Regions from separate parts of the Homo sapiens genome. Here region 2 is linked to region 1. The links are chromatin loops, found by intact Hi-C in ENCODE. Cell type or tissue: heart right ventricle. All regions are shown on one strand. Links, peaks and the distances in the headings refer to the core of each region. The heading gives the core; the rest is flanking DNA.

The links. A loop is a pair of places that touch in the nucleus more often than their neighbours do. Peaks named below come from ENCODE experiments on the same cell type or tissue, not always from the same donor. Only the 100,000 strongest peaks of a DNase experiment are listed, where the experiment ranks them.
Region 2: a loop joins it to region 1, with 2.9 times the contacts of the local background. A loop is called at or near these places in 8 of 110 quality-filtered maps.

What each region holds. Positions count from the first base shown.
Region 1 is chr1:164,634,849-164,640,229 of GRCh38, reverse strand. The region is part of intron 2 of PBX1 (PBX homeobox 1); the gene reads right to left. It also overlaps the pseudogene RNU6-171P. Among named protein-coding and RNA genes, the nearest start is that of PBX1, 78 kb to the right of the region's middle. RefSeq lists an enhancer at 3,993-5,326. In heart right ventricle, for the core only: no CTCF peak of the experiment used is centred there; DNase peaks (open chromatin) are centred at 1,504 and 2,049; H3K27ac peaks cover 4,002 bases.
Region 2 is chr1:164,764,452-164,769,832 of GRCh38, reverse strand. All of the region lies in intron 2 of PBX1 (PBX homeobox 1), which reads right to left. PBX1-AS1 (PBX1 antisense RNA 1) reads left to right here. Exons shown (of 4, transcript NR_038072.1): 4 at 477-717. Among named protein-coding and RNA genes, the nearest start is that of PBX1-AS1, 7.5 kb to the left of the region's middle. In heart right ventricle, for the core only: no CTCF peak of the experiment used is centred there; no DNase peak of the experiment used is centred there; H3K27ac peaks cover 4,813 bases.

The sequences.
Region 1 (5,381 bases), core at 157-5,156:
TAAACAGAGCAAAAAAGATGCAAGGGCCCTCTTCCAACCCTACTGACCCACCTAGCACATCCAGACCTCCAGGAGCCAGGCTGCGATCTGTTTGGGGAACATTCACTGATGTCACAATTTTGAAGTCTAAAATTCAAGTCTTGTCAATACCTAGAACGCTCAGACTCCTTGGCGGCTTTCTACCTACTCCAGCCCCTCTGGCTTTGGCAGGGGCTTCGTCTATACCATCAGGCCATAGGATTTCTTTTTTTTTTTAATATAGAACACAGCTGGGTACAGTGCCTTATATCTGTAATCCCAACATTTTGAGAGGCAAGGTAGGAGGATCACTTGAGCCCAGGAATTTGAGACTAGCCTAGGCAACATAGTAAGACCTCATCTCTACAAAAAATAGAAAAAATTTGCTGGGCATGGTGGTGCATGCCTATAGTCCCAGCTAACAGGGAGGCTGAGGTGGGAGGATCGCTTAAGCCCAGGAAGTCAAGGCTGCAGAGAGCCATGGTCATGCCACTGCACTCCAGCCTGAGTGACAGAGCAAGACCCTGTTTTAATAAATAAATAAATAAGGAACACTTCACCACTTCGCATGTCATCCTTGCCTAGGGGCCACACCAATCTTCTCTGTATCATTGCAACTTTAGCATATGTGCTGCCAAAATGAGCACAGGCCATAGGATTTGGATCTTGGAATTAATGGTCTCCAGGGTTCCAAACAAATCATCCCACTGCTCTGTACTACTGTCTCATCATCCATAAGATGGGAGCAAACCATCCTAACTGATTCTGTATGGATTAAGAAATCACTAAAATCAATTAATACCATCCAGGCACCCAGCATCAAAAGGAGAGAGATCTCTCATCTTTTCTAATCTAAACAGAAGGAAATAAAGGCTCTTCATTTAGGAGGCTAAGAAGGAAGACAAAAACCAAGACACTGAAGTTTGGAATCAACAAGGTAGCTGCAGTGCTCACCTTCTTTTCCCAACTTCCTACTCTTTAATCATGGAGAGGAGGTGAACAGCAACAATTACTTTATACTTGCTGCATGCCAAAAAGAACTAGCGCCTCTTTTAACCTTTCAGCCCACTCTGTAAAACCGATATTGCTATCCCTTACAGACAAGAGCGGTAAGGTTCAGATGAACAAGAGCTTGCATAAAGCCACACTGCTGGTAGGTAGAAGAGATAAGGATTGAACTAAGGCCTTCTGATGCCAAGCCTGTACTCTGGCTACTATTCAACTCCTGTAGAGAAAAAACGGGCAGGCAGTACCTACTCATCCCAGGAGGGGTAGGGGGAGTCTGCACACTCCCTTTTTCTTGCTGCCAAATAATATCTTCCTTAAGCATTCCGTTCCAAACGCTTCCAATGTTCCATGCACACAACTGCCAAAAACAGTAAAGGCCGGCACTCTGACCCTGGAGGTCTTTGCCAAGCAAGCCCCTTTTAGAATCTGTAGTGAGCAGGTGACCTCATTCAAGAATGTCATGTGTGACGGTGACGGTCAGAGCTGGGAGAAAGGGCAAACCAGCAGGGATCACCTGCCTTTATCGCTCCTGACTGCTTTGTTCCTCCGGCCTCAAAGAACAATCAGTAGTCACGCTCTGCTCCACTTGTCGTTTTCACCCATGGTGTGAGTGTGTGTGAGTGTATGTGTGTGTCTTTATCAGAAAACTGGTGGCTTTATATTCACACATGCAGAGTAAAGGCTCGGGCTCAGTAGAGGCAGCACCCAGAGGGGCCTAGCACTTTTCAAAGATTCCTCTTCCTGCTTACAAGTCAACGTGCCAGTGCACAATATCTTCAAAGGGGAAACTGAGGAATGCTATGTAAGAATCCCTGCTCAGCCCTAGGCAGTTTGGAAACGAATCACTTTAAAACATGCACTTGTGTATTTTTCCACCCTGGTTCATAATGTTTTCCTACCTCTCACTATGGCTAGGGCAGAGAGCGACCCATAGAAGCCATCTGTATTTTCCAGCAGACCAAACAGGAAGAGGCGCAGAAATCTGCGCAAGTGACCACGCTGCCGCTGTTGCTAGGCAGCATGATTATGTCCATTCTCCGCTGCTTGGCAACCAGCCTTTCCCATCACATACACACACAGCCATAGCAGCAGTACGAGTGCCCTTAACTGCTGCCTTACAGCTTTCAAAGAAAAAGGCTGAATTTCGAAGGAACGTATAAACATTAATAGACCCCCTCAATATTCCACTGATATTGAGATGGTCCCCAGAGCACGATGGCTCTATTTAATCAGAAAGTATCCCTTTGGTGATACTTGAGTTTGCACCTGATAGTTGCACAAATCTTCTCCTGAGTGCAGTGACATGCCAGAGAGATGAGTAAGAAGCTTGAGTCAGCAAGCTTGAACTTTTGGAGAAGAAAGCCTGTTCTGTCTGCCCCCATACCTCTGAAGAATCCACTGGTGAAATAATCTCCTCCCCAGGATCTGCCATTTAGTGAACTAGGACAAAATAAGGGCCAAATACCTTGAATGGTGATGTTTCTTTCTGTGGTCCCCAACCAAACGTCAGTGGAACTTGGCAGGCCTCTCCTCACTGAGGGCAAACTTGTCCTACAGTCATCTTAACCTCATTGGTCACAATCTGTCACTCCTCAGCAGCAGGGCCAAAGTCATCAACTTATTGAGCAAATCAAATAGCTGCCTACTGAATAACAGGACTCCCTCACCCTACCTCCTGCCTTTGGTCGATAAAAAACAGATGCCCAAAATCCCACAGGAAGTTAGCATCCCAGTAGGCACTTGAACTCAGGAGCCCCTGGCTTATAGTCAACGGCCTCAGCCACCGTCCGACCAGCCCCGCTGCTTTCACGCTAGACCCACATAAGAATCACGTTAATCCATTTTTTCTCTCAGTTTTACTTTGGTCCAACTTTTTAATATGTTAACTTTTCAAATGACCCCTTTAGGAGGCACTATATAGAGTTCGGCTCTGCCTATCAGGGAAAGCAGTCTGTCAATACTATCAAGGGCATATGCATTTTCTTCTAAATCTCTCCATAGGATTTTAGAAAATTCTCCAAGCATCGTTCCAAGTATAGTCTGAATTCAGTGAGATCATCCAAAGTGATAACCTCATTGGTATTTCATTTTCTTCTCAGCCCCAGCTGGAGAATTTTTCCCCTCATTAAAATTAACGAGGTCAGTTTCCCAAGCTGAAGATACTGAGCACTCCTGTTGGCGGAGTTTTGTTTCTTAAATTGAGCTACATTTCTATAAGTGCAAAGTTATACTAAGCCCCATTTACTTTATTGCTGTGTAATAAGAAACCAAAATGGAAGTCCTAAGCCATCCTCCTACCATATCCTACACTTCAGTGATCACACATAAACACACACAAACCACACATCCCCAACTCAGCCCACGGTTTCTCCCCATTCTGGCCATGAAAGAAACCCCACCACAGTTTAGAATCAGCAGCTTGGTGGAAAATATAAAAAAACTCAGGCCTTCTAAGTGGCCAAGGGCTCCAGTGTTACAGCCAAGTTGAGAAGAAAGTTGCAGTCTCCCTGGGCATTTGTCAAAGCCATGATGAGAAGACGAGAAGATTTCTGTCTCCTTCTCAAGCTCTTCTCTGCAGCCAGCAACAAGGTGACTAGGTGTCCAAAGTTCAATGTGACCTTAGTACTCATAAAACACCCCAACCCCACTAAAAATCAAGAGGAAATACTACGTCAGCAAGTAGAAACTGTGCTTCACGTTCCAACTCTGGTGAAAGGGAAAAAGAGAAAAGGATAAAAATAAAAAGCCAATTTCATAAATGAGGTGGAAAGCCACTCTACAAGGCAACTAAAAATATACACTTCCCACATGCAACAAACAAGCTGGGCTCATGCACCTTGTTCCAAGCTGAAATAAGATGCCTTCAAGATGGTCATGTAGAAATGAAAATAGCCTTGTTCAGACTCACTCTTTCAGTCATCCTTTCAACATCCTTCTCCTTGGTTAACCCAAGAAACTGTGTTCCTCCCCCCTTCCATCTCTGTAGACCTGAGGTGCAATATAAATAAAATCTAACTGTAACTGAGATCAAAAGGAGAAAAAAAAAAGAGAGAGAGAGAAAGATGCTGGGGGCTAGAACTAAAGCCTGGGAGGGGGTGCCCACTGACTGGAGGCCACCAGATTTGTCAAGGCCCATTTACCCAGACCAGGCAGGGACTGGGGAGCTTGCAACGCCCATTGTTGGCTGATCAAAGTCCAATCAGAAAGTAAAGGAGGAACCCAGCCAGCCTCATGTGATCCAGCACAGGAAGCCAAGTCTAAAGAAAATGAGCTGTGCTTGTGAATAAGGTACACCAAGACATCTTTACTGAGCTTGCCACACAGAGAGAGAACAAGCCAGAGAGAAGGGAATCTATTTGAAGCTGCATCCTAACGAACCTTAATAAGTTAATGCAGAAATCCTCCCAAGGAGTCTGGCTATAGGAGACACCGGTCTCTACGGAATCAAAATCTGTTATGTTGCAATATAATAGACGTAAATTAAAACAGAAAATCTATCATGCCTCTAATGTACCCTGATAGCTGAGTGTGTGGATCCGTCCGAGGAGAGGCACAGGAGGAAGGGTGATATATGGCGAGGCTGGATGGAGGGTGAAAAGCGTGGCGAGACGAGCGGGAGAATGGCGCAGCCCGCGCGCGCCTCAGACCCAAGGGCAAGAGACGAATAAATGTTGATTAGTGTTGATTTTGTCCGACAAACGCCTGTCGAGTGACAGTTGGGCTAAGCTGCACTGAAAGAGAACCATTAATCTTGGTCTGGTTTAAGTAGAGTATATTAATTTGTGTCATTTTTACTAAGTCGCACTGAGAAAGGCCTCTTACTGCTTTGCATTTGACTGCTTTGGTGGTTTAGCCTGGTTCCCCTCCCTCCCCCCTCGCCCCCCACTTTTTAAAACAGATACCATGGTGGCAGCGGTGGCAGCAGCAAATTCAAATGACACAGCAGGGGAGCAGGGGACTGAGAGCTCCTCTCTTGGATTAAGAAAATAAACTCCCAGGGTGTTGGCATAGCAACAGCATTTCAGATGAACTGCTGTATATTCAGTGATTAATAAATTAACATTTTTTACAGTTGTTCCTCCTTTTCTCCCCACCCCCACCCTCACAATAAACCCCTTCCCCCACACACACTTCTACCTTCTCTAAGATGTATCACTTGCCTCTTATAAGAATAAGGAAAGAAGGTACAGAATATTCGCAGCCTTAGAGTTAACTCCTGCCCACAATTGCCATCTCTACAGGCAGGCAACATGGCCCCTTGTCACCTATGATGCTAAGAATAGGCTCCAAGATCAATGGACAGGTCTACATAGAACCACGTGCACATAGTTGGTGAAACCTGGCACTCTCCAAAA
Region 2 (5,381 bases), core at 99-5,098, 130 kb before region 1:
AGCAGAGAGAAAGTGTGGGAATCAACATGAGCACTGACTTTTTTTATAGACCAAAATGGAGTAAGGGCATGAGGGCAAGTGACTGGAACCAAGTTCCTTTTAGTACTATAGAGTTTCATCACTTATATATAAGTTATTCATAAATGATTTGGTGCCACAGTAATAAAAGTTGGCTCAAGGTCCACATTTGCCATGCTCCCTAGATTTCCAACTCCAACTCAATCTTCCTGGTTATGATGGTGTCATTCCCATTTGTACAGCACACACAAGACCTCATCTGGTCCTTACAACAGCCTTAGGAGAGGACTGGTTCTACCGGGCCCATTTAATAAATGTCAAAGTGAGACTTCATCATGTGAAGGGCAGAAAAGAGTGCATGTCTCAGGGGCCTTCATTAGGGGCAAGGTGCTTTCCCCACTTTATGTATAGCATCTTCTGGACCTAAGTCTTCTCTTGTGTCACACTTTACCCTGCAGGACCACAAAGATGAAGCCACTTCTGACACCAAAGGAAATGTGTCTTCTGCTCACCTTTGTAGGGGCCAGGAAAGAAAATGTACCCCAAGTACAGATCCATAATTTGGGGCCAGAGTCTCATTTGACCCCTGTGAGATTCTTCATGATCCACTCTAAAGCTTTAAGCCACCAAATTCGATGTATTTATAAGGGAGTCAAACCACATCACATGTGCAAGTTCAAAGAATCTGATGTTCGAATCAATTTGAATGGCTGGCCTGCCTTCCTTCTTTCCTTCTTTCCTCTTTTTTTTTTTTCTTTTTGAGACAGAGTCTCACCCTGTTGCCCAGGCTGGAGTGCAGTGGTGTGATCTCAGCTCACTGCAACCTCCGCCTCCTGGGTTCAACCAATTCTCATGCCTAAGCCTCTAGAGTAGCTGGGGGATTACAGGCGTGTGCCACCACACCCAGTTAATTTCTGTATTTTTAGTAGAAACAGATTTCACCATATCGCCCAGGCTGGGCTTGAACTACTGGCCTCAAGTGATCTGCCTGCCTCAGCCTCCCAAAGGGCTGGGATTACAGGCGTGATGAATGGATTTCTTAATGAGAGTTTTCTTATCTCACACAAGTAGGTTGACAACATTCCAGGTCCATGGTGGGGAGATGAGGCAGAGTGGATTGGGTACACTGGGTAGAAAGAGATGATATGCTTCTCTGTCAATTATTGTCTTCTTCCGCTACACTCAGCACAAGGCAACTGTTCTTGCTGGCTGGAACCATTCTATCGGGAACCACTGGGTTTCACACAATGGAAAGCCGTTGCAATCTATAAATCCAAGTCACATTTCCGAAACATTTAAGGGAGCAAAAGCAAAGTTATAAAGCAGTGCTCAGCCTCCATGAGGACCCAGAGAATGTTAATAGTAGGGTCTCCCCTCTTGATGATTGGGTTCCTGCAAGGTTGAGGGGCTGGATTGCTTTGCAGGCCCTGTGCCCCTCTGTGTCCTGGGCTTCTTGTGTTGGAATTCAGAACAGGATGGGTAGTCTGGTGTGTGGGAAGAATACAAGCTTGGACTTAGAATTCAAGCCTTAAGTCCCAAGCTAGCACTTATTGTCTGGGAGGCCTTGGATGACATCTCAGAGCTTGTTTCCTCAACTGTAAAATAAAGCCGGCTGTACTTGCTGTCTGCAGTTTTGCTGAGCCCCTAGCACATGGCTGGTGTGAAATCAATGTTAGGTTTTTTTTACTCCCTTTTCATGTCCCTTCAGATAATATGATTCGAAAGAGTACTATATTTTGGCTTAGCCTCTCTCTGAATGAGAAAAGTTGTTTTCGTTAAGTAGGCACATCTACTGATGTGGAAAAAAAAAAAGTATATATGGAAAGACCAAAAAATATCCTCCCTTTTCAGAAGATGTAGAGTTAAACCACATTCTGGTTCAACAACATGAGTCCTTCATTTGAAATCTTGTTCTATTTAAATACCCTGTGGTTTTTAGTTGCAATTTCATGTTTTGCTTAATTGTCCAGAGTGGCAGATGTGATTTTTGTGTAAATTTCTATCCCATCTGTTTTTCTGTGCCAGAAATATATGTGGAAGGTACTGGGACCTCTACATAAGAATGAGCCTTATCTACACTTATAATAATAAACTTATAAACTTGAAAATGAACCAAATCTGAGTTGGCAGTGAGTACAGAAAGCCTTTTTTTTTTTTCTTTTTTTGATGTTTGTACTACCTCCCACTTTTACATCCTCCCCTTTGCTCCAAATCAGAATTCTTTGGGGATGACTTATCAAGAGATATTTTTCCTTGTGCAACTGAGAGTTAACACGTTCCTGGTACTTAGGAGTAGAGTGCAGTTGGACGCAGAAAGCCATATCCAATCCATATCCTGTCCACTCCTCCTCTCCGGGCCCCGCACATGTATATGCCTCCAGCGCACTCTCTGATAAAATTTCTAGGATAAAAAGGTATTCCTTGTATTCTAAACCAAAGCACTGGCTTTGTGAGCATGAGACCTGTGTGGAACCCCAGGGCCCCTCATGCAGAAGGACCCCGTGTTTGGTTTCATGCTCTGATGACGCCATCTTGAAATACTTAATTTTTGAATGAAGAGTTGACATTTTCCTTTTGTACTGGGACCCACAAATTATATAGTCTGCCCTGCCTCAGAATGTATTGTTTGTATTAAGAACTATTTTGTAAAGAGTGAACAGACATAATTAAAACAGAATAAGCAGGTCACAGTTAAGGCATATTCTCTTTTGCAATAGGTCCAAATGGACCTTGGAATCTAGCTTTATGACACTTCCTGAAAATGTGTTATAGGTTGCAAAGAAAAAAAAAACAGGATAAAAGCTCACACCTGTAATCCCAGCACTTTGGGAGGCTGAGGCGGGCGGATCACGAGGTCGGGAGTTCGAGACCAGCCTGACCAACATCGTGAAACCCCGTCTCTACCAAAAATACAAAAAGATTAGCTGGATATGGTGGTGCGTGCCTGTAATCCCAGCTACTCAAGGAGGCTGAGGCAGGAGAATCGCTTGAACCCGGGAGGCAAAGGTTGCAGTGATCACACTACTGCATTCCAGGCTGGGTGACAGAGCCAGACTCTGTCTCAAAAAAAAAAAAATAAATAAATAAATAAATAAAAGAAAAGGAAAGAAAAGAAAATTTCTGGAATACAACCCATTTGTAAACTGGAAGCCATTGATAAGGAATATAAAACTCTAGAAAAAGCCTTTATTTTTTATCCAAACTTGGAATCAGAGGGCGTGGGATAAGGCCAAGTCTCTGCTTCTCACTAGCTGTGTGACCATGAGCAAGTGTCCTGCTGCTTCTCTCTCAGCATGAGAGTCTTTTATTTATTTCCTCAGGAGCCCTTCCTAGGGCACAATATGTGTAAGGGATGGTACTTGATTGGTGTTCCTCATAGGTAAAGCAGGGGTGATGATGATTAATAACAATAATAATGGAAGTGAGAGAAAATAGAAATAAGAAAATAAAGTGCTCTGGAAACTGTAAAGTGCCAGGCAGATGTTACTCTTCTTAAATCTGTAATGATGACACTTTATGTTTCTACAATCACTGCTCAGTCCAGCTGTTTCTCTCAAGTCTTCCTTCCAGCCTTCCATGCAGCCACATTTAAACTGTCCTTCTAGATTCCCTTCACCCTAGCATATACTAATCTCCCCCTTCTCAGCTTCTGGATTTTGTGCTTGAATGATGTCATACAGTTATTCAGTTTCTGTTGTCACCCAAGTCACAAATTTATTAAATATCATCATGGCCATCAGCTGCTGCATGTACTGCTTTTCTGATTGCCAAATGAGAGTTACCCATCCAAGGGCAGGGACCATATTTTACCCTTCTTTTTTCCCCCAACGGCATTTAGAACTTTGCTAGGGGCATGGTACATGTTCATAAATATTTTTTAATTTATTCAAACAAGGTTAGCAGAGTCAGTGAGGATAGTGCATAAAGCCACCAGCTATGATTTCACATAACAGTATTTTAAGGGGCATTTCACACCCTGACAGAATGAGAGTATCTGACTCACAGTGACACAAGTTTCCATGGTACCCTGGAAACTGGATGGTTTTATAATGAGACAGACCTAAGTTAAATTCCAACTCCTCTGCCTCTTGTTAGCTGTCTGACTCTGGGAGAGTCAGTTCACTTCTCAAAGCCTCAGTTGTTTCTTCATCTGTAAACTGGGGAGAACCACATTTATCTCACAGGATTGCCATCAGGTTTAAATGAGTTAACATGTGTAAAGCAATTAGACTAAAGCTGGGCACACAGAAGGCATCCAGTAAGTGTTAGCTGCCTTCTCTCCTGTGTTTACTAGGTGAAAGTCATTTTGAACAGCTGTTTGCTTTTTCCTGCCTTAAATCTGGCACCAGAAGGGAGCCATTATCGGGAGCCAATCATCTTCATTGATGAAGCCAAGTTCCCTCTTCCTGTTCCAAGTTTCCAAAACAAATGAGAATAGAAATTATTCTGTGTTCTTCAATCAGTAAAATACATTGATGCCCACTCCACTGCACATGTACATGTGCACAATCTCACACATACATGTTATCGCACATATACCAGAAGCAATTTGTTTTTAAAGATAACACTGACTCTTGCTGGGCAGAGACAAAAATCATGGAAGTAGGTAGGGCTACATGTACATCTTTATACTGCTTGCTCTTTTTTGTCAAGACATCACCTCTATATGTTTCTAAAACTGAGGGTTAAATCACTGTCTGTAAACTGTTGACAACCATATATGTGGCCGCTGACAGAAGCAATTAAGCTGGAAAGGTGAGGGTGGAGGAAGGGTATTTTAACCTATAACTATATGGAAACCTGTCCTCCAGTGCTAGAAAATTCCTTCCCAAAGAAGACCAATTCACAGGAGAATTATAATAAAGACAACTTGGCTTATAAAAACCAAACCAAAGTCTTAAATTAGAAGAATATTATCTTTGGAAGTCATTGCAAATGTTCCAACAGAAACTACTGAAACAGTAGCTGCAATAATGGTAAAGATATATGCACACTTCTACATTTCCTATAGGGTTGTGCAAAGGTTTCTTAGATAAGAAACCTACGCATTTCAAGTTATATATATAGATTTGTGGGCCGAAGTTGCCACAAATAATAGTCTTTTTCCATGTAGGTGGGCTATAACTAGACAAATTCCAATAAAATTATAAAGGCAAGATAAGAAAAAGAAAAAATGCAGCTGAAAATGTAACAAAATAAGACAACTAAATTATGAGACTGAACATCTGTGGTCTAAATAAAATATGTGATGGTGCAGGCAGCACCATAAGTTTCTCCTGACATTCTGAAGAGACCAGCAGAGCTCACTTATGAGTAATGTGGTCATCCCCACATTACTGCAACAAAAATATTAGAGCAAGCTA